Linked DNA regions of Homo sapiens: regions 1 and 2 are each linked to region 3. Evidence: chromatin loops called from intact Hi-C (ENCODE). Cell type or tissue: heart left ventricle. All regions are shown on one strand.

Region 1 (4,000 bases), 47 kb before region 3:
TGGCCTGCCTGGGTCAACTTGGGGAGATCATAAAGGACAGTGGGGGGAGGAGTCTGGTCAGAAAAAAACTGTACGTATCGACTGCAATATATTTTGGTCTTCATTCCATGTTGGTATATTCTTTTTAAAGGCTATATAGCAGTTTACTGCATTTTAAAAGTTAGAAGACATTATACACATTTAGATTATTTCCAGTGTTTCATTATTGCAAGCAATACAGCAATGAACAATTATCTATATTATACATCATGGAATTTGAGGGGGTCATAGAATATGAACATTTGAAATTTTCATATGTTTTACCACTTTGCCTTGTAAAAAGGTTGTGGTATGATTCTTCCACATATACACCTGTACTGGATGTTTCCATTCGTTTTCAGCTTTGCCAAACATTATGGTGGGGAAAAAAAGATATTTATCTATTCGACAATATTTAATGGTCATTTATTCTGTGCCAAGTCTCTAAGGACATGCGATTACAGCAGAAAACAAAACAAAGCCCCTGACCTCATGGAACACTAAACAGAGGGCAGTGACATCAATGTAAATGTTGAGTGCTAGGAAGAAAAATAAAGAAGGATAAGATGATTCGGCAGGGTTGGGCAGAGCTCGCTATTTTAATTGTGGTGGTCAATAGGATGCCATTCAAGCTGAAAACGGAAGTAAGGGTAAAAACTAGGCAGACATCTGGGGAAAGACAATCAAGGTCCCGGGGAAGTAGCATGCCTGGCACATTGAATGAAGAGCAAGGAGGGTGGGGAGGCTGGGGCGGAGTGAGCAAAGGAGAGAATAGAATAAGACATCAGCGTAGGACCTAGGGAATATCTTTATCATGATTGCAAGCCTTCTGCGCTGTCTGTAATAATAATATTATTATTTTTTGAGACGGAGTTTTGCTGTTGTTGCCCAGGCTGGAGTGCGATGGTGCGGTCTCGGCTCACTGCAACCTCTGCCTTCCGGGTTCAAGCAATTCTCCTGCCTCGGCCTCCCAAGTAGCTGGGATTACAGGCGCCCGCCACCACGCCCGGCTAATTTTTGTATTTTTAGTAGAGACAGGGTTTCACCATGTTGGCCAAGCTGGTCTCGAATCCTGACCTCAGGTGATCCGCCCACCTCGGCCTCCCAAAGTCCTGGGATTACAGGCGTAAGCCACGGCGCCCGGCCTGAAATAATATTAACAACAGCAAAAGATCATTTTGCAGGCCAGGCACGGTGCTCACGCCTGTAATCCCAGGACCTTGGGAGGCTGAGGCGGGAGGTTGGCTAGATCCCAGGAGTTCGAGACCAGCCTGGACAACAGGGCGAAACCCATCTCTACCAAAAATTAGGCGGGCGTGGTGGCGCACGACTGTATTCCTAGCTACTCAGGAGGCTGAGGTGGGAGGATTGCTTGAGCCCCATTGGTCGACGCTGCAGTGAGCCGTGATCGCACCACTGCACTCCAGCCTGGGTAACAGAGGGAGACCCTGTCCCCGCCCCACTAAAAAAAAAAATCATTTTTAAATTGCAACCTCCCATCTCCATCTGCAACAACTCCCCGTTCTCAGCTCAACTGATAGGTAACCTCTAGAGATGGCTGTAGTACAAGAATGAAAAAAGGTACTCATTCATAAATCTGATCCATAGTGGTGGCATTTCCGGGAAAAACGTTCCATACCCCTACCATCCGGGCGACCCCAATTGCACCTGGCGGACCAGGCAAGGGCGGAAAGGAGCAGCGCCTGCGCGTGGTGAGCGCGGCCCCGCCCAGCCCGCTAGTGGGCGGGCAGAAACTGGCCACAGAGCAGTCTCCGGAAGCTGCCTCTGGCTGCTCTGTTAACGTGTCCCGCGAGCGAGGCGCGTCGCAAAAGGTCGCGGCGGAACTTCCCTGCGCTTTTCAGACCATACTCTTTACGGTACTAGGCACTGCTGAGCTGGGAGATGTCGGCGGCGTGTTGGGAGGAACCGTGGGGTCTTCCCGGCGGCTTTGCGAAGCGGGTCCTGGTGACCGGCGGTGCTGGTTTCATGTAGGTAATGGCGCCGCTAGCCAAGCAGTGGCTCCCCAGAAACCCCTACCTTTTCCCGCAGCTCTGCTTGCCCTAGGTAATTTGGGTCCAGCTTTGAGGGGTCCTTATTCTGATATGGGGAGGGTCCTAATGCACGACCTGGACCAGCTTTTCTCTCTCTGGCCTGCAAAGAAGTGGTTCCTTTGAAACTGACTTCTTTAAAACGCCTCTTCCAAAGCTGCGTTACTCTCCGCCCTTCTGTGGCCGGAGGTGCTCACCATGTCACTCCTTGAGTGCGTGCAAGTTACCCTAAGCTGCTCACCGACTGCTTCCCACCTCCAGCCTAGAGCACCCACACCCCACGATGGGCCCTGTACATATAGGCACCCCCAAAACGATTTAAGGACTATAATAGGACATCTATGTAATCAGCAAACTTTTACAAATCCACTGTTGACACCCTTTTCTTCCTCAGACCCACATTCGAGCAGCAAGTCCTCTCTACTTCCAAAGTATATCCTTACGGCGACCACTTCTCACCAGTTTCCCGTTTCCACCCTAGCCCATGTTTACTGTCATCTTTTGCCTCGACTGCTGCTGTAGCCTCTTGGTTGGCCATAACTGCGTCCACTCATGTTCCTTTAAAGCCTGTTGCTCACATACAAGTCAGTGTTTCTTAAGTCAATCAGATCATGGTAGAAGCAGGATTTTACTTCAGTGGTTCCTGCCACACTTAAGAATAAAGCCCAAACTCTACCATATCTAGAAAACTCAAGTGCCCAAGCCCTACTTTTGCAACCTGATCTGCTTTTCTGTACCTGCCATGCTTCCCCTCTTAGTTCTTGGAACACACCAAGATACACACTTCTGTCTTGAGGCCTTTGCACTTGCTTCCCCTTTCCTTAGGCTGTTTGCACCACTCAATTCTGGTTTTTATTCAGATAGCACCTCAGAGAGTTCTTACCTGACCACCATATCTAAAATAGCCCCTCTCCCAACTAGCACACTTAACCTCTACCTGAAATTATATTGCGGATTTGTGTCTGCTTGTTTATTGCTTGTATCCCCACTCTAAAATGCAAACTCGGTAAGGACAGAGACTACTGTTCATTCAGCACCTGGAAGAATGCCTGGCCCATTCTATATAAGTCTTTAGTAATTGTGGAATGGATGAATGCAAGAGTAATAAACAGGAAACTCTCCTATCCTCCCCTCAAGGAACTCAGTGGCTAGTGGAAGAAGTGGGAATGTGAGGATTCCTGTTTATGGCCATTTGCACATTAAATCACCCCTTCTAATCCGACAAGTCATTTGGGGGAGAGCATCAGGCTGGCAAGTTTCACTTAATGAGAAAGAGGACTATGGACATGAAAGGGTGATACTTGTGTGAGAGTGCGGGTCCAGGAAGGGTGCGACTTAGAAAGTGCTGTGAAAGGAATGCCGAATACAAACTTCAAGTTCATAATTTGGTCAAGGGCTCCCCTCTCCTGGGAGCCCAACATTTTAAGTATACATGGTAAATCTGGTAGATCATTTCACTGAGATATGCCTGTGATTCCCCTTTAGGGTCCTCTGAAGCCCAGGACCCACTGTGGATATCCAACTCAGAATGGTTTCAGCTGTTATTAGCCTGGGAATCCTGGGTTTAGTCTAGAAGCCTCCTGAGGATTCTGGTTTAACATTACCAAAATCTTATACCAAGAAATAGCAATTGCAGAAGTTACTATTAAATATAGACAACTGACTATACTCATAGTAATTTCATTTTTACATACTTATATCTGCAGTTCCTGAAAAGGCATGCTATAGGCATGTACAGTTGTGCTGACTAGCTCCCATTTATTGTTCCACTTTACTCGATACTTGTACCTGTATGGATGGCATCGTTTGGTTAAACTGACTTTTTTCCCTATACCCAGAACCAGTACATTCTCTCTTCTGCATAGTCTAAATGGAATGTAAAACTTTTGTTTATAGATACTGTTGAGAAGTTTGGTAAAAAGTTTGCATGTGTG
Region 2 (4,000 bases), 110 kb after region 3:
GGGAAGAATTCAACCTTGGAGAAAATGACCAGATCACTTTACTGCTTATATCTTCAGTATTAGAAAAACTGCATGTATGATTTTAATAGAAATGCTTTTTATAAAGCTAACATTCAGAAATGGGATAAAATGCAATAACATCTTTCCTTTGTGCATTAAATTCCCTTCTAATTCTAAAATTGACATTTGTATCTTGCTTAGGATTTAACATTGTTAATTATAATACTTTTAATGACTAGTTTTAATCTCATTATTAAGAAGTAGAAAACTTACTAAAAAGGAAACTAAAAATAAATGTTGTTTTGCAGATTATTGTTTGTCTTTTGAGGATTATTGTTTTTTAAGTAGTGTGCATCAATTCCCATCTTTTGGGCACTCAGCATGTATATTGAAATATATATACATGTAAAATATATAATAACAACCTCAGTCTGAAAAATAATCTCTTAAACTGATATGCTATTTTCTGGTGAGTTTCCAAACAATTGCTATTTTCTGAATCTGTTTGAACAGGTAGGAAAAGGAGAGCCAGCCTTTCCTCAGGTGAAGTTACTTTTGATATTCCCCACAGTTTAGTGACTAATCCTGGGGTGGAAGCAGGTGGCTGCTTCAAGTGACTGACCAGGGAAGAGAGGTCCTGCAGTAGCTAACTTGGTGATCTCCCAGATAAGCCTTCAAGATGGGTCAATTTGTTGGAGACTCTAAGGTTGAAGCTCTTCCTATTTCTATAGTGCCTTACTTATCCTGAGTATTTTATAAATATTCTTTGAATGAATAAGTGAATGAATAAACTAATTTCAAAGTAGAATGTTTCATTCAGAGCTTCTGACATCTGTTTTAAGATGTACTGGATAAAACATAAGATCCATCTCTGCCATGAAGTTACCATACAACCTATCCTTCAGATTTTGAATTGCACGTATGCTAGGTAGAATCATACTCTATGCAACCTAACACAAGGAGATACTCTTCAGGTGTATTTTCTTTCTAGATGTATCTTCTTCCTACTATTGGTAGGCCTTAATTCTACCATTTTTAGGGACTAGGATAGGAAGTTAAGATTTCTACCCATCTCTCCTCTAAGTCCTCACACATGCCATTTTAGGATCCTCCACTGTCTGATATCCTAAAAGCTTTGTTTCAGTGGAAGGAGTTAGTGGGCAAATTATTTAGTCAGGCAAACCAATGCCTCTCTCACACTGATGGACTCAAGCAGCAATTGCTTTAGAAACTCTCCAAAGATGACAATACTTTGACTTTAGCCGTAACAGCAGTTCAAGCTGAAAAAAACCCTTATGAACTTAATTCTGCTTTGGCAGGTCATTAAATGAAATATTGAAAACCATACACAAGAGTATTGTGAACTAGAAGTTAAAGTTTTCTAAAACAAAACAAAGTTAAAAGGTTCCTATTCAATACTTGCATGCTCTGTATAATTTTCTCCACAGCTGCATGTTTGATGGAAACCATTGGCCCACTTTTGTTATTTGCCCCATCAACTTTAGTCAGACTTCTTAAATCTAATATGACTGGATTTGGTCATTCTGTTAGCCATTTTCTGCTCTTTTGGCATTTTATGAACAAACTAAAACTATCACAGCGCCTCCCAAGTATAATTGTACTGGTTGTAAATAATGCTAAGTAGAGATGCTTGAGCTTGGCCTTCTTTATTAAAACAACAGATTTCACTGCCAGAGTTATGCACCCTGATTACTCCTTCACTTTGTATGTTATTGAGGGTTTCTGAATTTGCAATTAGCCCAGTGACTGATCTTGATTACCAGGGGAGTGGAATTAGGCTTACAATAAAGCAAAACCTGCCCTCTTGTGTTTTATTAGAAAATTGCACAATGTAGTAAAGTTCTTAAAGCTATTTTCCTCTACCATGGTTGATGGTCTACCCCGAGTGGAAAAAAAGGCTGGAAGATTTGCCATGAATTCAGAAATCAGAACAGACAAAGCACAATATTTAGAAAGAAACAGTTTCCTACATAGGCTCTCACGATTCCCCGTTTAATCTATTTTGAAATGTTAAATGTTTACCAGTAAGCCAGAAAAGTTTAGAGGAACATTTCAGGCCACTGGGCAAAAATGCTTTTAGGCTTGGCAAACACACACAGAATATAATTTAGTTAAATATTATTTATATGATCACATTGCAGCTGGAAACTGGGGAAACTTATTTTTTCTATTAAAAACCGTCATCAACAAGAAAAATTTGGGGAACGTTTTTTAAAACAAATGTTGGATCAATGTATTAAAACTATATATAAATATTTGAACTCAGGTGTGGGTTGAGCAGTGTCTGAAGATGTCCTTTAGTGTGGAAAATTCGCTTTTCAAAACTGGGAGCCCATGGTGGCTTTATGTTAGGTGATTGATAAACTCAAGTGATAAAGAAAACATGGCCTCTTTCTAGTTTTTATAAACCTTTCCCCTCTAGGGAAATACACAGGTAAAGACTAAAGAGAAACACGTGCACATGTAATTTATTTGCTTATTCTGGCTAGTTTTGTTTGTCAGAAAATTGGGGCTTCGATTTTCCAGCTATGTCTACCTGCTCTTCTTTTCTGGTGGTTCTCTCTGGAAGAAGATTACAGACCTGGTGATAGTCATTGTTTTTATGGAGAGAAAGGAAAGGGAAAAACATAAGTGAAGAAACTGAAGAGTCTGATTTGAATCACATCAAATGCTGACAGAAGATGCAGTCTTTCCTGGAGAAGAACCATTAGCTTACTCCCTACTGATACACTATATAGCATACTTTGCTGAAGACCTATTTTCCAATGCGGCAAATGTATTATTATTTTAAATTATTATTATTATTTTTTGAGATGGAGTCTCACTCTGTTGCCCAGGCTGGAGTGCAGCGGCGAGATCTTGACTCACTGCAGGCTCCACCTCCTGAGTTCGAGCGATTCTCCAGCCTCAGCCTCCTGAGTAGCTGGGACTACAGGTGCACACCACCATGCCATGCTAATTTTTGTACTTTAAGTAGAGATGGGGTTTTGCCATGTTGGCCAGGCTGGTCTCCAGCTCTCGACCTCAGGTGATCCACTTGCCTGGACCTCCCGAAGTGCTGGAAATATAGGCGTGAGCCACCGTGCCCCACCCTGATATTATTATTTAATAATACTACTTAAGGTTTCATTTCCAGTATTTTTATTTGTTTTTTCAAATAGCAAGATTTGTCTTGATCATTGCCACTAATCAGTTTTTCCTTCCTAAAATTATTTTTGTATTTTGAGTCTTGCATTTCATGTCAAGGAGGTGTGCACAGCAGAGACATGTATGTCTTGGTGCTTTAAGTCATTAGGCTCATTTGTACGAGCAAATGACTGGTCTCGAAAACAGAAGCGTAATCTCTATAATAATCCGTGCAGTTAGCTATTGCTTCTTTTTCTCTTCTTCAACTGTGGCAAGCACACAACTTTCAGGCTTTCCTAGCTTGAAGTCTGATTTGAGCTGCCCATTTTCTTTTCATTTTAGGCATTTTACAATTCCGAGACGTGTAGCATTTTTATAAACTCAAGGTCATTTTCTTTCTTTCTGTGCATATCTCTCCTCACTGATGTCCTCTTATCAAGATGCAGGCTTCTTTGTGTTTTTAACATTTTTACTTGAGATATTTCCAACGCTTTGATTCCGTGCTGACTCTAAATCGTTTGCTGTCAGCTACACTTAGTGCAGATCTGGTGCGTCTCGGCCGCCGCTCAGTCCACCGAGCTCTTGACAGCATTATCGGGCCTCTCCAACAATCAAAGGGCTCTTGCAACCCAGTAACATGCAAATTTGTTCTTTATCTGCTTCAGTCTGTCGCAGCGCACATTTTGCAGCTTAGCTGCACAAAAGCAGGCGTGATGAAAATCATTCTGAAGTTGACGCTGGGAGTAATGGGTATAAATTCATTGTTTTTAAGCAACCGCTACTCACAACATGCAATTACAGTGAACTCACCTTGCAACTAGATGGCTGCCTTAGAGCTGGTTTCCCCTTGCTG
Region 3 (4,000 bases):
AAAGACACAACTTTTGTAAAATTTAAGAAGCTGAGCTATCTCATGATTGAATCCAGTAAGGAACAGCCGGCCAGCAGCCCAAGAGTTGTTGAAAATAATTCGTCTTGCCTGCAGTGTTTTGAGGAGAATGGGAAAGGTAGCTACATTCATAACATACATGAAAGCCTGTTAAAGGTCTCTTTCCCCATCTCTTTTTAGATGTACGATCCTCACAGGGTGGCTGCCCAAAATTTCTCCCTCTTCCACTCCAAGCTCCCCAAACCCTTCTCTGAACTCTGCCCAGCCCCAAGCTCTCTTTGGTCTCTCTCTCATCCTTAGCTGCTGACTTCTGTTAAATCTCAAGCTCTTTGGTTTCTTTGGATTTAAAAGGCAGCTATGCTAACCACTATACCATCAACGCCTCGGCTCTTTTTTGGATTTGGCACAATAAAGGAACCCAGAAAGAAACTCTCTTTCTTATAAGGGAGGAGGCTTGGCGGAGAAAATAGAGATTGCAAAAATTTCTAATTTTGTATTTTTTTCTCTTTCGCATTTGAAGTCAGCCATCCATCCATCCATCCAACCATCCATCCATCCATCCAACCATCCATCCATCCATCCTATCCATCCATCCGTCCAAATTGGCTGCGAAGTTTCCACTTAAATGCAAAGCTCTAAAGAGCCGGGTAAGATCCCTGCCTTGACAGATTACAATTTAATTGGCGACAAAAATTAAAAAATGGAAAAAGTAAGACGTTTGGGAAGTAAAGAATGAGCCTGGCACGTAGTGGGTGCTTCGGAAACATTTGTTGACTCGTGTGGGAAATAGCATTGACTGAATAATCATCGTTAGTGAGCTCACCCAGCATTTATTTGCCAGTCAGGCTCCATGCAAAGAGGTGATGATTAAGGTGGACATTTCCCGGGCCCGGAGCACGGAGAGGCTGCAAACTCCTCTCCAGAGGCCAGTCTGACGATTCCTGCCCCGTACACTCCTTCATCCAATCGTATTGGGCCTACACGGCTCCTCACCTGGGGCCTGGAACTTTTCGGGGAGCAAGGTGACGAATGTGGATAGTCACAGGCAGGGGCAGATCGAAGGGAAGGGGCTACCAGGCCTGGGCAGGAGCTCCCCGAGGCGACCCCGCTGCTTCGGATCTCGCGGGGACCGGCCCTGGGAGGACGGAACCAGCATCCCGAGGAGCCGCCATCGGGGGCCTGGACCCAGCTCCTGGACCGTGCGGGCTGCGCGCGCCGAGAGCAATCTAAGAAAGTAAGGCGCGTGTGCAGCGCCCAGTGGCAGCGTAGAAGGAGGGAGGTGGAAGAATTCCGACGACACCGTTTAACAGGACAAGGAAGAAATGCTGTACATGATCACCAGGAAAAGACAAGCAAGCCAGTTGGACGCAAAGCGCTCAGTGATAGTTTACTCAGGAGACAACCCAGAACGTGCCGAAATAGCTCAGTTGGGAGAGCGTTAGACTGAAGATCTAAAGGTCCCTGGTTCGATCCCGGGTTTCGGCAGCTACTTTTAAATTCTGACCTCAAAAACTCAAATTTTGTAAGACTCTCCGTCCACGATACCCTGGCCCATTCCTTCAAGCCCAAGCAAAAACTGAGATTTGAAGGGTGAAGGAGGAAATGAAACAGTCGTTCCTAACCACCCCCAGGAGCGAGGCCGCGCCGCATAGCCCTTCTGGGCCGTCTCCTGGCGGGGCTAGAAGAAGCTGCCGCGCGTGCGCGCCACGGAGCCTGGTGCTGGGACCCAGAGGCACCCTCGGCGCCGGAAGACGCGAACGACCCGGGCCGCGGTGGCGAGACGGGGCCGCGCGCCGCCTGGGGGGCTGGTGTGAGACCCGAGGCTCCGATGGGAGGAGGTCTGGTCTGTCCACGGGGCCAGCAAAACACCTTCATCCCAATTTCATCGCATTCCTTCTAAGTATCCGAATTTGAAGAAAAAGCAAAACTGTTGAGTGGTCAGATGGCCCCCACCTGGCGTTGCCGGTGAGCGGAACCCAGTGCTGGTTATTTCTGGCTAGAGGCGCACCGAGGCCGGCCCTGGGTCTGGCCCTGGGGTGGCGCCACCAGGTTACTTGCCCACCGGTGAAGGATGGCAGCTTTACAGCTCCCCGACGCATCAGACTAAAGAACGTTGGCCAGGGTCTGCACCGGTGGTTCTCAAAGTACAGTCCCCAGATCCGCAGCATCAGCACCGCCTGAGAACTACTTAGAAATGCACATTCTCGGCCCTGGATAGGCAGCTCTGGCAGTGGGGCCTAGCAGCGGGTGTTTAAACAAGCCACGGGTCTAGACGTTCCTTTCTGTTTCTAAAAGAGGCCTTGCTTTCCTAAGACAGTTGCTGTGAACCAGCTTTTTCCTTTTGCTGTCTTGCCCCTGCAAGTGTGAAATAGAACTTTGACCCGTGCTCGAAATTACTTTCTGAGATTTTTTTTTGTTTTCACGTGTGGGTGGACGTGGGTACTCAGGGGCATCAGCTTCCCAGCTACCTGTGGGAGCCCACCCCAAGGCCAAACTGGGTGTCCTAGAAAGAAAATGGAGGCCCAGGCACCTGATGTTATCTTGTATGGCTGGTGGGAACTGAGCCAGGACCCAAGGGGAGAAGTTGCAGGGATGTAGATCTAAATTTTAAAAATAAGAAATATCTATCTATTTGTGTCGTAGGAAAATAGAATAGTCAGTTTAGTGAGGTGGCGGGTTGCTGGACAGCAGATGAAGGACCATTGTGAGATGTATGCTTAGGTCTTGCTTGTTTTCTGGTTCTGCTGTTTTGAGGGGGAAGGGAAACTCATATTTATGAACTACTGTGTGTTCTCTCTTATTCATTCATTCTCTAATTGGACATTAATTCCTAACCTCCCACTACGAGCCAGCATTATTTGCTCTTCATAACAACCTTATGAAGTACATATTATTATCCCCATTTTATACATAACAGCCTTTCCAGGGTTGCAAGAATTAAGCATAAGCTATGTCTGTTAGACAGCTAACATTGCTACCTCCTAAATGTTACTGTAAGTGAAAAGCTGTTGAGATGTGTAGTCAAGACAGGTGTGCATAAACATACAGGTACTTGTATGAGGGAAATAAAAGTTTTTGTCTGGCTCACCAGAAAAGGCTCTATGGAGCAGTGGGTCCTCACCCAGAGAAGATATATATATATATATATATTTTTTTTTTTTTTTTTTTTTTTGAGACGGAGTTTCACTCTGACGCCCAGGCTGGAGTGCAGTGGTGTCCCAGGTTCAAGGGAGTGTCCTGCCTCAGCCTCTCGAGTTGCTGGGATTACAGGCACCCGCCACCATGCCCGGCTAATTTCTGCATTTTTTGTAGAGATGGGTTTTTGCTATGTTGGCCAGGCTGGTCTTGAACTTCTGACCTCAAGTAATCCACCCGCCTTGGCCTCCCAAAGTGCTGGGATTACAGGCATGAGCTAGTGTGCCCAGCCAAGATTTCTTAGGTATGGAAAGATTTAACAGGAGTGCCACCAGCTATCACATTTCTAAAGAGTAGGGAAAGGATGCAGGTTCTGGGGTGATAGTGACTTTCATTTCAGACAACCTGAGGTCTGAGCACTCTGCCCAAGGTAATGTTAGTGATGGTGAATCTATGCGGGTCTGCAGCAACCTCAATTCTTGCCTCCTCAGAAGAAAGAATTCGACTGAAGGGCATAAGGCAGAGTGAGAGATGAACACAAGTTTTACAGCGGGAGTGAAAGTTTTTAAAAAGTTTAGAGCAGGGTCAGGCACGGTGGCTCATGCCTGTAATCCCAGCACTTTGGCAGGCCGAGGTGGGCGGATCACTTGAGGTCAGAAGTTTGAGACCAGCCTGGCCAACATGGTGAAACCCCATCTCTACTAAAAATACAAAAATGAGCTGGGCGTGGTGGTACAAGCCTGTAATCCCAGCTACTCGGGAGGCTGAGGCAGGAGAATCCGTTGAACAGGGGAGGTGGAAGTTGCAGTGAGCTGAGATTATGCCACTGCGCTCCAGCCTGGGCAAC

What was found. Peaks named below come from ENCODE experiments on the same cell type or tissue, not always from the same donor. Only the 100,000 strongest peaks of a DNase experiment are listed, where the experiment ranks them.
Region 1: it touches region 3 in a loop (4-fold over the local background); 65 of 110 quality-filtered maps call a loop at or near these places.
Region 2: a loop joins it to region 3, with 2.2 times the contacts of the local background. A loop is called at or near these places in 22 of 110 quality-filtered maps.

The regions. Positions count from the first base shown.
Region 1 is chr13:94,594,057-94,598,056 of GRCh38, reverse strand. It overlaps TGDS (TDP-glucose 4,6-dehydratase), which reads left to right and starts at 1,905. Exons shown (of 12, transcript NM_014305.4): 1 at 1,905-2,006. The coding sequence starts at 1,921. RefSeq lists an enhancer at 1,732-2,041. In heart left ventricle, a CTCF peak has its summit at 1,746; a DNase peak (open chromatin) is centred at 1,806; H3K4me3 peaks cover 2,360 bases; H3K27ac peaks cover 423 bases.
Region 2 is chr13:94,433,616-94,437,615 of GRCh38, reverse strand. DCT (dopachrome tautomerase) reads left to right here. Exons shown (of 8, transcript NM_001922.5): 8 at 1-805. Among named protein-coding and RNA genes, the nearest start is that of DCT, 44 kb to the left of the region's middle. In heart left ventricle, a CTCF peak has its summit at 1,827; no DNase peak of the experiment used is centred here.
Region 3 is chr13:94,547,153-94,551,152 of GRCh38, reverse strand. It overlaps TRF-GAA1-5 (tRNA-Phe (anticodon GAA) 1-5), which reads left to right and starts at 1,431; the gene lies at 1,431-1,503. LOC124903191 (a long non-coding RNA gene) reads right to left here and starts at 2,405. Exons shown (of 2, transcript XR_007063836.1): 1 at 842-2,405. It also overlaps a transcript of DCT not described here. RefSeq lists enhancers at 893-1,072, 611-1,110 and a silencer at 1,643-1,872. In heart left ventricle, no CTCF peak of the experiment used is centred here; DNase peaks (open chromatin) are centred at 1,292, 1,442, 1,722 and 2,092; H3K4me3 peaks cover 2,299 bases; H3K27ac peaks cover 1,812 bases.